2 separate regions of the Mus musculus genome follow, and region 1 is linked to region 2. Evidence: chromatin loops called from intact Hi-C (ENCODE). Cell type or tissue: left cerebral cortex. All regions are shown on one strand. Each heading gives the region's core, and the rest is flanking DNA. Links, peaks and the distances in the headings are about the cores only.

What was found. Peaks named below come from ENCODE experiments on the same cell type or tissue, not always from the same donor. Only the 100,000 strongest peaks of a DNase experiment are listed, where the experiment ranks them.
Region 1: a loop joins it to region 2, with 10 times the contacts of the local background. A loop is called at or near these places in 1 of 42 quality-filtered maps.

What each region holds. Positions count from the first base shown.
Region 1 is chr2:13,618,679-13,624,026 of GRCm38, reverse strand. No RefSeq gene overlaps it. Among named protein-coding and RNA genes, the nearest start is that of Vim, 47 kb to the right of the region's middle. In left cerebral cortex, for the core only: no CTCF peak of the experiment used is centred there; no DNase peak of the experiment used is centred there.
Region 2 is chr2:13,561,116-13,566,463 of GRCm38, reverse strand. All of the region lies in intron 2 of Gm9875 (a long non-coding RNA gene), which reads right to left. Among named protein-coding and RNA genes, the nearest start is that of Gm9875, 4.9 kb to the right of the region's middle. In left cerebral cortex, for the core only: no CTCF peak of the experiment used is centred there; a DNase peak (open chromatin) is centred at 2,883.

The sequences.
Region 1 (5,348 bases), core at 1,708-4,207, 58 kb before region 2:
CCTGACTTCTCCCCAGAAGCTATGAAAGCCAGAAGATCCTGGGCAGGTGTCATACAGACCCTAAGAGACCACACATGCCAGCCCAGGCTACTATACCCAACAAAACTCTCAATTACCATAGATGGAGAAACCAAGGTATTTCATGACAAAACCAAATTCACACAATATCTTTCAACAAATCCAGCCCTTCAAAGGATAATAAAGAGAAAACTCCAACACAAAGAGGGAAACTAAGCTCAAGAAAAAAGCAAGAAAGTAATCTTTCAACAAACCTAAAGAAGATAGCCACATAAACAGAATTAAAATTCTAACAAGCGGTGGGGGTGGGTATGGGGGACTTTTGGTATAGCATTGGAAATGTAAATGAGCTAAATACCTAATAAAAAATGGGAAAAAAAAGAAATGTGGGAAGGAACTGGAAAGAGTATAAGGAGGAGAAACCATAATTAGAATGTATAAAGTGAGAAAAAATGTATTTTAAATAAAATGAAAAAAAAAAAAGCCTTCTCAAAAAAAAATAACAGGAAGCAACAATGACTTTTCCTTACTATCTCTTAATATCAATGGACTCAATTCCCCCCAAAACAGACATAGAGTAACAGACTAGTTACATACACAGGACCCAACTTTTTGCTGCATACAGGAAACCCATCTCAGAGACAAGACACACAATACCTTAGAGTAAAAGGCTGGAAAACAATTTTGCAAGCAAATGGTCCCAAGAAACAAGCTGGAGTACCCATTCTAATATCAAATAAAATTGACTTTAAACCTAAACTTATCAAAAAAGACAAGGAGGGACACTTCTTACTCATCAAAGATAAAATTTACCAAGATAAACTCTCAATTCTGAACATCTATGCTCCAAATACAAGGGCATCAACATTCATTAAGGAAACTTTGCTAAAAACTCAAAGCATGTATTACTCCTTGTCTTAGTCAGGGTTTCTATTCCTGGACAAAACATCATGACCAAGAAGCAAGTTGGGGAGGACAGAGTTTATTCAGCTTACACTTCCATACTGCTCTTCATCATTAAGGATGTCAGGACTGAAACTCAAGCATGTCAGAAAGCAGGAGCTGATGCAGAGGCCATGGAGGGATGTTCTTTACTGGCTTGCTTTCCCCTAGCTTGCTCAGCCTGCTCTCTTATAGAACCAAGACTACCAGCCCAGAGATGGCACCACCCACAAGGGGACCTCCCGCCTTGATCACTAATTGAGAAGATGCCTTACAACTGGATCTTGTGGAGGCAGTTCCCCAACTGAAGCTCCTTTCTCTGTGATAACTCCAGCCTGTGTCAAGTTGACACAAAACTAGCCGGTACATACCTCATACAATAATAATGGGAGAATTCAACACCCCACTCTCATCAATGGACAGATCCTGGAAACAGAAACTAAACAGAGACACAGTAAAACTAACAGAAGTTATGAAAGAAATGGTTTTAACAGATATCTATAGAATATTTCATCCTAAAACAAAAGGTTACACCTTCTCAGCACCTCGTGGTACCTTCTCCAAAACTGACCAACAAACAGGCCTCAGCAGATACAAAAATATTGAAATAATCCCATGCAACCTATCAGATCACTATGAAGTAAGGCTGATCTTCAATAACAACATAAATAATAGAAAGCCCACATGCCCATGGAAGCTGAACAACACTCAACTCAATGATAAATTGATCAAGGGAGAAATAAAGAAAGAAATTAAAGGAGGAAAATCATAGCTCTGAGTGCCTCCAAAAAGAATCTGGAGTGAGCATACACTAGCAGATTGACAACACACCTAAAAGCTCTGGAACAAAAGGAAGCAAATTCACCCAAGAGGAGTTGAAGGCAGTAAATAATCAAACTCAGGGCTGAAATCAACCAAGTGGAAACAAAAAGAATTATACAAAGAATCAAGCAAATGAGGAGCTGGTTCTTTGAGAAAATCAACAAGATAAATAAACCCTTAGCCAGACTAACTAGATGGCACAGGGACAGTAGTCTAATTAACAAACTCAGAAATTAAAAGGGAGACATAATAAACAGAATCTGAGGAAATTAAAAAAAAATCAGATCCTATTACTTTAAAAGCATATACTCAGCAAAATAGCAAAACCTGGATGAAATGGACAATTCTCTAGACAGATACCAGGTACCAAAGTTAACTCAGGATCACATAAATGATCTAAACAGTCCCATTTCCCCTAAAGAAATAGGAGCAGTCAGCAATAGTCTTCCAACCAAAAAAAGCCCAGGACCACATGGGCTTAGTGCAGAGTTCTATCAGACCTTCAAAGAAAACCTAAATCCAATTCTTCTCAAACTATTCCACAAAATAGAAACAGAAGGTACACTAACCAGTTCCTTCTATGAAGCCACAATTACTCTGATACCTAAACCACACAAAGACACAGCAAAGAAAGAGACCTTCAGATCAATTTCCCTTATGAATATCGATGCAAAAATACTCAATAAAATTCTTGCAAACCGAATCCAAGAACACATCAAAATGATCATCCATCATGATCAAGTAGGATTCATCCCAGGGATGCAAGGATGGTTCAATATACTGAAATGCATCAATGTAATCCACAATATAAACAAACACAAAGACAAAAACCACATGATCATTTCATTAGATGCTGAGAAAGCACACGACAAAGTCCAATATCCCTTCATGATAAAAGTATTGGAAAGATCAGGAATTCAAGGCCCATACCTAAACATAATAAAAGCAATATACAGCAAACTGGTAGCCAACATCAAACTAAATGATGAGAAACTTGAAGCAATCCCACTAAAATCAGGGACTAGACAAGGCTGCCCACTGTCTCTCTCCCCATTCAATATAGTACTTGAAGCCCTAGCCAGAACAATTAGGCAACAAAAGGAGATCAAAGGAATACAAATTGGAAAACAAGAAGTCAAAATATCACTATTTGCAGATGATATGATAGGATATATAAGTGACTCCAAAAATTCCACCAGAGAACTCCTAAACCTGATAAAATACTTCAGCCCAGTAGCTGGATATAAAATTAACTCCAACAAATCAGTGGCCTTTCGATACACAAAGGATAAACAAGCTGAGAAAGAAATTAGAGAAACAACACCCATCACAATAGTCACAAATTATATAAAATACCTTGGTGTGAGTCTAGCTAAGGAAGTGAAAGATCTGTATAATAAGAAATTCAAGTCTTTGAAGAAAGAAATTGAAGATCTCAGAAGGTGGAAAGATCTCCCATGCTCATGGATTTGCAGGATCAATATAGTCAAAATGGCTATCTTGCCAAAAGCAATCTACAGATTCAATACAATCCAACTCAATTCTTCACAGAGTTAGAAAGGGCAATTTGCAAATTCATCTGGAATAACAAAAAACCTAGGATAGCAAAAACTCTTCTCAATGATAAAAGAACCTCTGGTGGAATCACCATGCCTGACCTCAAGCTGTACTATAGACCAACTGTAATAAAAACTGCATGATACTGGTACAGCGACAGAAAGTTAGATCAGTGGATAGAATTGAAGACCCAGAAATGAACCCACACACCTATGGTCCCTTGATCTTTGACAAAGGAGCTAAAACCATCCAGTGGGGAAAAAAGACAGCATTTTCAACAAACAGTGCTGGCTCAACTGGTGGTTATCACATAGAAGAATGCGAATTGATCCATTCTTATCTCCTTGTACAAAGCTCAAGTCTAGGTGGATCAAGGAACTCTACATAAAACCAGAGACACTGAAACTTTTATGAGAAAGTGGGGAAAGCCCTTGCACATATGGGCACTGGGGGAAAATTCCTGAACAGAACAGCAATGGCTTGTGTTGTAAGAGCAAAAATTGATAAATGGGACCTCATAAAATTGCAAAGCTTCTGTAGGGCAAAGGACACTATCAATAAGACAAAAAGGCAACCAATAGATTGGGAAAAGATCTTTACCAATCCTAAATCTGATAGGTGACTAATATCCAATATATATAAAGAACTCAAGAAGATGGACTCGAGAAAATCAACTAACCCTATTAAGAAAGTGGACACAGAGCTAAACAAAGAATTCTCAACTGAGGAATACTGAATGACTGGGAAAAATGTTCAACATCCTTAATCATCAGGGAAATGCAATTCAAAACAACCCTGAGATTCCACCTTACACCAGTCAGAATGGCTAAGGTCAAAAACTCAGGTGACAGCAAATGTTGGTGAGGATGTGGAGAAAGAAGAACACTTCTCCATTGCTGGTGGGATTGCAAGCTCATACAACCACTCTGGAAATCAGTCTGGCAGTTCCACAGAAAATTAGACATAGTACTACCAGGAGATCCAGCAATATCACTCCTGGGAATATAACCAGAAAATGCTCCAACTTGTAATAAGGACACTTGCTCCACTATGTTCATAGCAGTCTTATTTATAATAACAAGAAGATGGAAAGAACCCAGATGTCCCTCAACAGAAGAATGGATACAGAAAATGTGGTACATTTATACAATGGTGTACTACACAGCTATTAAAAACAATGAATTTATGAAATTCTTAGACAAATGGATGGATCTGGAGAATATCACCTTGAGTGAGGTAACCCAGTCACAAAAGAACACACATGATATGCACTTGCCGATCAGTGGGTATTAGCTAAGAAGCTCAGATTACCCAAGGTACAATTTGCAAAACACATGAAACTCAAGAAGGAAGACCAAAGTGTGGATCCTTCGATCCTTCTTTGAAGGGGGAACAAAATACCCATGGAAGGAGTTACAGAGACAAAGTTTGGAGCAGAGATGGAAGGAAGGACCATCCAGAGACTGCCCCACCCGGGCTTCCATCCCATAAACAACCACTAATCCCAGACACTATTGCAGATGCCAACAAGATTTTGCTGACAGGAGCCTGATATAGCTGTCTTCTGAGAGGCTCTGACACCACCTGACACATACAGAAGTGGATGCTCACAACCATCCATTAGACGGAGCACAGGGTCCTCAATGAAGGAGCTCGAGAAAGGACCCAGGGTGCTGAAGGGGTTTTCAGCCCTATAGGTGGAACAACAATATGAACTAACTAGTAACCCCAGGGCTCCCTGGGACTAAACCACCAATCAAAGAAAACACATGGAGAGACTCATGGCTCTAGCTGTATATGTAGCTGAGGATGGCCTAGTTGGCCATCAATGGGAGGAGAGGCTTTTGGTCCTGTGAAGGTTATATGCCCTAGTATAGGGGAATGCCAGGGCCAAGAAGGGGAGTGGGTGGGTTGGGCAGCAGGGGGAGGGAGGATAGGAGATTTTCGGGGAGGAAAATAGGAAAGGGGATAACATTTGAAATGTAAATAAAGAAAATATCTAATAAAAA
Region 2 (5,348 bases), core at 1,880-4,379:
TACAAAATATTGAAATAATCCCATGCATCCTCTCAGATCAACACAGATTAAGGCTGATCTTCAATAAGAACATAAATAATAGAAAGCCCACATACACGTGATAGCTGAACAACACTCTACTCAATGATAACTTATTCAAGGAAGGAAGAAATAAAGAAGTTAAAGACTTTTTAGAGGTTAATGAAAAATGAAGCCACAACATACCCAAACTGATGAGACACAATAAAAGCAGTACTAAGAGGAACAGTCATAGCTCTGAGTGCCTCCAAAAAGAATCTGGGGTGAGCATACACTAGCGAATTGACAGGACACCTGAAAGCTCTAGAAGAAAAGGAAGCAAATTCACCCCAGAGGAGTAGATGACAGGAAATAATCAAACTCAGGGCTGAAATCAACCAAATAGAAATAAAAAGAACTATTCAAATAATCAACCCAACCAGGAACTGGTTCTTTGAGAAAATCAACAAGATAGATAAACACTTAGCCAGACTAACTAGAGGTCACAGGGACAGTATCCTAATTGACAAAATCAGAAATGAAAAGGGAGACATAACAACAGAATCTGAGGAAATCCAAAACATCATCAGATCCTACTACAAAAGACTATACTTAACAACACTGGAAAACCTGGATGAAATGGACAATTTTCTAGACAGATACCATGTACCAAAGTTAAATCAGGATCAGATCAACGATCTAAACAGTCCCATATCCCCTAAAGAAATAGAAAAAGCCATTAATAGTTTCCCAGCCAGGAAAAAAAAAAAAAAAAAAAGCCCAGGAACAGATAGATGGGTTTAATGCAGAGTTCTATCAGACCTTCAAAGAGGACCTAATTCCAATACTCCTCAAACTATTCCACAAAATACAAACAGAAGATACTCTAACCAAATCCTTCTATGAAGTCACAATTACTCTGATATCTAAACCACACAAAGACCCAACAAAGAAAGAGAACTTCAGACCAATTTCCTTTATGAATATCAATGCAAAAATGCTCAACAAAATTCTTGCAAACTGAATCCAAGAACACACCAAAACAATCATTCATCATGATCCAGTAGGCTTCATCCCAGGGATGCAGGGATGGTTCAACATATGGAAATCCATCAATGTAATCCACTATATAAACAAACTCAAAGACAAAAACCACATGATCATCTCATTAGATGCTGAGAAAGCATTTGACAAAACCCAACACCCCTTCATGATGAAAGTATTAGAAAGATCAGGAATTCAAGGCACATACCTAAACATAATAAAAGCAATATACAGCAAACCAGTAGCCAACATCAAACTAAATGGAGAGAAACTTGAAGCAATCCCATTAAAATCAGGGACTAGACAAGGTTTCCCACTCTCTCCATACCTATTCAATGTAGTACTTGAAGTCCTAGACAAAGCAATTAGTTAACAAAAGGAGGTCAAAGGGAGACAAATTGGAAAGGAAGAAGTCAAAATATCACTACTTGCAGATGATATGATAGTATATATAAGTGACCCCAAAAATTCCACCAGAGAACTCCTAAACCTGATAAACGACTTCAATGAAGTAGGTGGATATAAAATTAACTCAAACAAATCAATGGCTTTTTTTCTAAACAAAGAATAAACAGGCAGAGAAAGAAATTTAAAAAACAACACCCTTCAAAATAGCCACAAATAATATAAAACACCTTGGTGTGACTCTAACTAAGGAAGTGAAAGATCTGTATGATAAGAACTTCAAGTCTCTGAAGAAAGAAATTGAAGAACATCTCAGAAGATGGAAAAATCTCCCATGCTCATGGACTGGAAGGATTAATATTTTAAAAATGGTCACCTTGCCGAAAGCAACTACAGATCAATGCAATCCCCATCAAAATTCCAATTCAATTCTTCACAGAGTCAGAAAGGACAATTTGCAAATTCATCTGGAATAACAAAAAACCTAAGATAGCAATAACTATTCTCAACAATAAAAGAACCTCTGGTGGAATCACCATCCCTGACATCAAGCTGTACTAGAGAGCAATTGTGATTAAAAATGCAGGATATTGGTACAGTGATAGACAGGTCAATCAATGGAATAGAATTGAAGACCCAGAAATGAAACCACACATGTATGCTCACTTGATCTTTGACAAAGGAGCTAAAACTATCCAGTGGAAAGAAGCCTGCATTTTCAACAAATGGTGCTGGCTCAACTAGTGGTTATCATGTAGAGGAATGTGAATTGATCCATTTTTATCTTCTTTTACAAAACTCAAGTCTAAGTAGATCAAGGAACTCCACATAAAACCAGATAGACTGAAATTTATAGAGGAAAAAGTGGGGAAGAACCTGGAACATATGGGCACAGGGGAAAAATTCCTGAATAGAACACCAATGGCTTGTGCTGTAAGATCAAGGATTGACAAATGAGACCTCGTAAAATTGCAAATCTCTGTACAGCAAAGGACACTGTCAATAAGACAAAATGGCAACCAACAGATTGGAAAAGATCTTTACCAATCCTATATCTGATAGGGGGCTAATATTAAATATATATAAAGAACTCAAGAAGGTGGACTCCCGAAAACCAAATAACCCTATTTTAAAATGGGGTAAAGAGCCAAACAAAGAATTCTCAAGTGAGGAACACTGAATGGCTGGGAAACACCTAAAAAATGTTCAACATCCTTAGTCATCAGTGAAATGCAATTCAAAACAACCCTGAGATTCCACCTTACACCAGTGAGAATGGCTAAGGTCAAAAACTCAGGTGACAGCAGATGTTGGTGAGGATGTGGAGAAAGAGGAACACTCCTCCATTGCTGGTGGGATTGCAAGCTTGTACAACCACTCTGGAAATCAGTTCGACAGTTCCTCAGAAAATTGGACATAGTTCTACCAGAAGATCCAGCAATACCACTTCTTGGCATATAACCAGAAAATGCTCCAACTTGTAATAAGGACACATGCTCCACTATGTTCATAGCAGCCTTATTTATAATAGCCAGAAGCTGGAAAGAACCCAGATGTCCCTCAACAGAGGAATGGATACAGAAAATGTGGTACATTTACACAATGGAGTACTACTCAGCTATTAAAAACAATGAATTTATGAAATTTCCAGGCAAATGGATGGACCTGGAGGGCATCATCCTGAGTGAGGTAACCCAATCACAAAAGAACTCACATGATATGTACTCACTGATAAGTGGATATTAGCCCGGAAACTTAAAATACCCAAGATATAAGATACAATTTGCAAAACACATGAAACTCAAGAAGAACGAAGACCAAAGTGTAGAAATTTTGCCCCTCCTTAGAATTGGGAACAAAACACTCATGGAAGGAGTTACAGAGACAAAATTTGGAGCTGAGACGAAAGAATGGACCATCTAGAGACTGCCACACCCGGGGATCCATCCCATAATCAGCCTCCAAATGCTGACACCATTGTATACACTAGCAAGATTTTGCTGAAAGGACCCTGATATAGCTGTCTCTTGTGAGGCTATGCCAGGGCCTAGCAAACACAGAAGTGGATGCTCACAGTCAGCTATTGGATGGATTACAGGGCCCCCAATGAAGGAGGTAGAGAATGTACCCAAGGAGCTAAAGGGATCTGCAACCCTATAGGTGGAACAACAATATGAACTAACCAGTACCCCCAGAGCTCATGTCTCTAGCTACATATGTATCAGAAGATAGCCTAGTTGGTCATCAGTGGAAAGAGAGGCCCATTGGTCTTACAAACTTTATATGCCTCAGTACAGGGGAACGCCAGGGCCAAGAAGTGAGAGTCGGTGAGTAGGGGACTGGGGGGGAGGATATGGGGGACTTTTGGGATAGCATTGGAAATGTAAATGAAGAAAATACCTAATAAAAGATTTTTTTAAAAAGTGGAGTACAGAGCCAAAAAAAAAAAATTCTTAGATAAATGGATGGATCTGGAGGATATCATCCTGAGTGAGGTAATCAAATCATAAAAGAACACACATGATAGGCACTCACTGATAAATGGATATTAGCCGAGAAGCTCAGAATACCCAAGATACAATTTGCAAAACACATGAAACTCAAGAAGAAGGAAGACTAAAGTGTGGATACTTTTATTCTTCTTAGAAGAGGGAACAAAATACCCATGGATGGAGTTACCGAGACAATGCTCCAAGCAGAGACGGAAGGAATGACCATCCAGAGACTGCCCCAGCTGAGGATCCATCCCATAAACAACCAATAAACTCAGACACTATGGCAGATGCCAAAAAGAGCTTGCTGACAGGAGCCTGATATAGCTGTCTCCTGGGAGGCTCTGCCAGAACCTGACTAATACAGAAGTGGATGCTCACAACCATCCATTAGACGGAGCACAGGGTCCTCAATGAACTGTACCCAAGGAACTGAAGGGGTTTGCAGCCTCCTAGGAGGAACAACAATATGAACTATCCAGTAACCCCAGAGCTCACTTGGACTAAACCACCAACCAAAGAAAACACAGGGAGGGACTCATGGCCCTAGCTGCATATGTAGCAGAGGATGTCCTAGTTGGTCATCAATGGGAGAAGAGGTCCTTGGTCCTGTGAAGGTTCTATGCCCCAGTATAGGGGAATTCCTGGGCTGGGAAGAGGGAGTGGGTGGGTTGAGGATCAGGGAAAGTGGGGGAGGATAGGGGATTTTCAGAGGGGAGACGATTAAAGGGGATAATATTTGAAATGTAAATAAAGAAAATATCTAATAAAAATTCAAAAGCAAAAAAGAATCTTGGGTGTCTTCAGTATCTCTATGGTATTCTGAAAAGAATAGGAGATAAATAAACTTCATAATGTTCTGTTAGAGATGTCTTTCAACTTTCGGAAGGAAAAAACAGTTTTTGATAGAATTATACATAAAGTCTAACTTCTTAATGGTCTTGTGATACGAAATAGAGAAAGAAAGTAAGAAGTGGGTATAAAGAACTAAACCATTAACTAATGTGCAGAAGGGAATCCTTGTGTAGACACCAAAACAACTCCAGCAAATGTTACATGGAGAAGTGAAGCTGCACTCTTTGGATTTCCCCCAGTTCACTTCCTGAGAGGGGGTGGGGAAGTAGAAGAGAAAGAAGATAGGGGAGCAAAAATCCCTGCCAGTCTACTTAGGAAATTGAGGTGCCATTTACCAGAGTCCTATGAGAAATTGTTGCAGTACAGTTACTTATCCAGACTACTCACAGGGATAGCTCCTGATGGTTGTCTGTTACTTCCTGCTATTGGCTTTCAGTGTGTTTGGTTTCTATGAATATGATAAAATCTTGGTTGTTTTCAGTATCTCTATGCTATTCTTAAAAGAATAGGCAACAAATGAACTCCAAGATGTTCTTGTAGAGATGTCTTTCAACT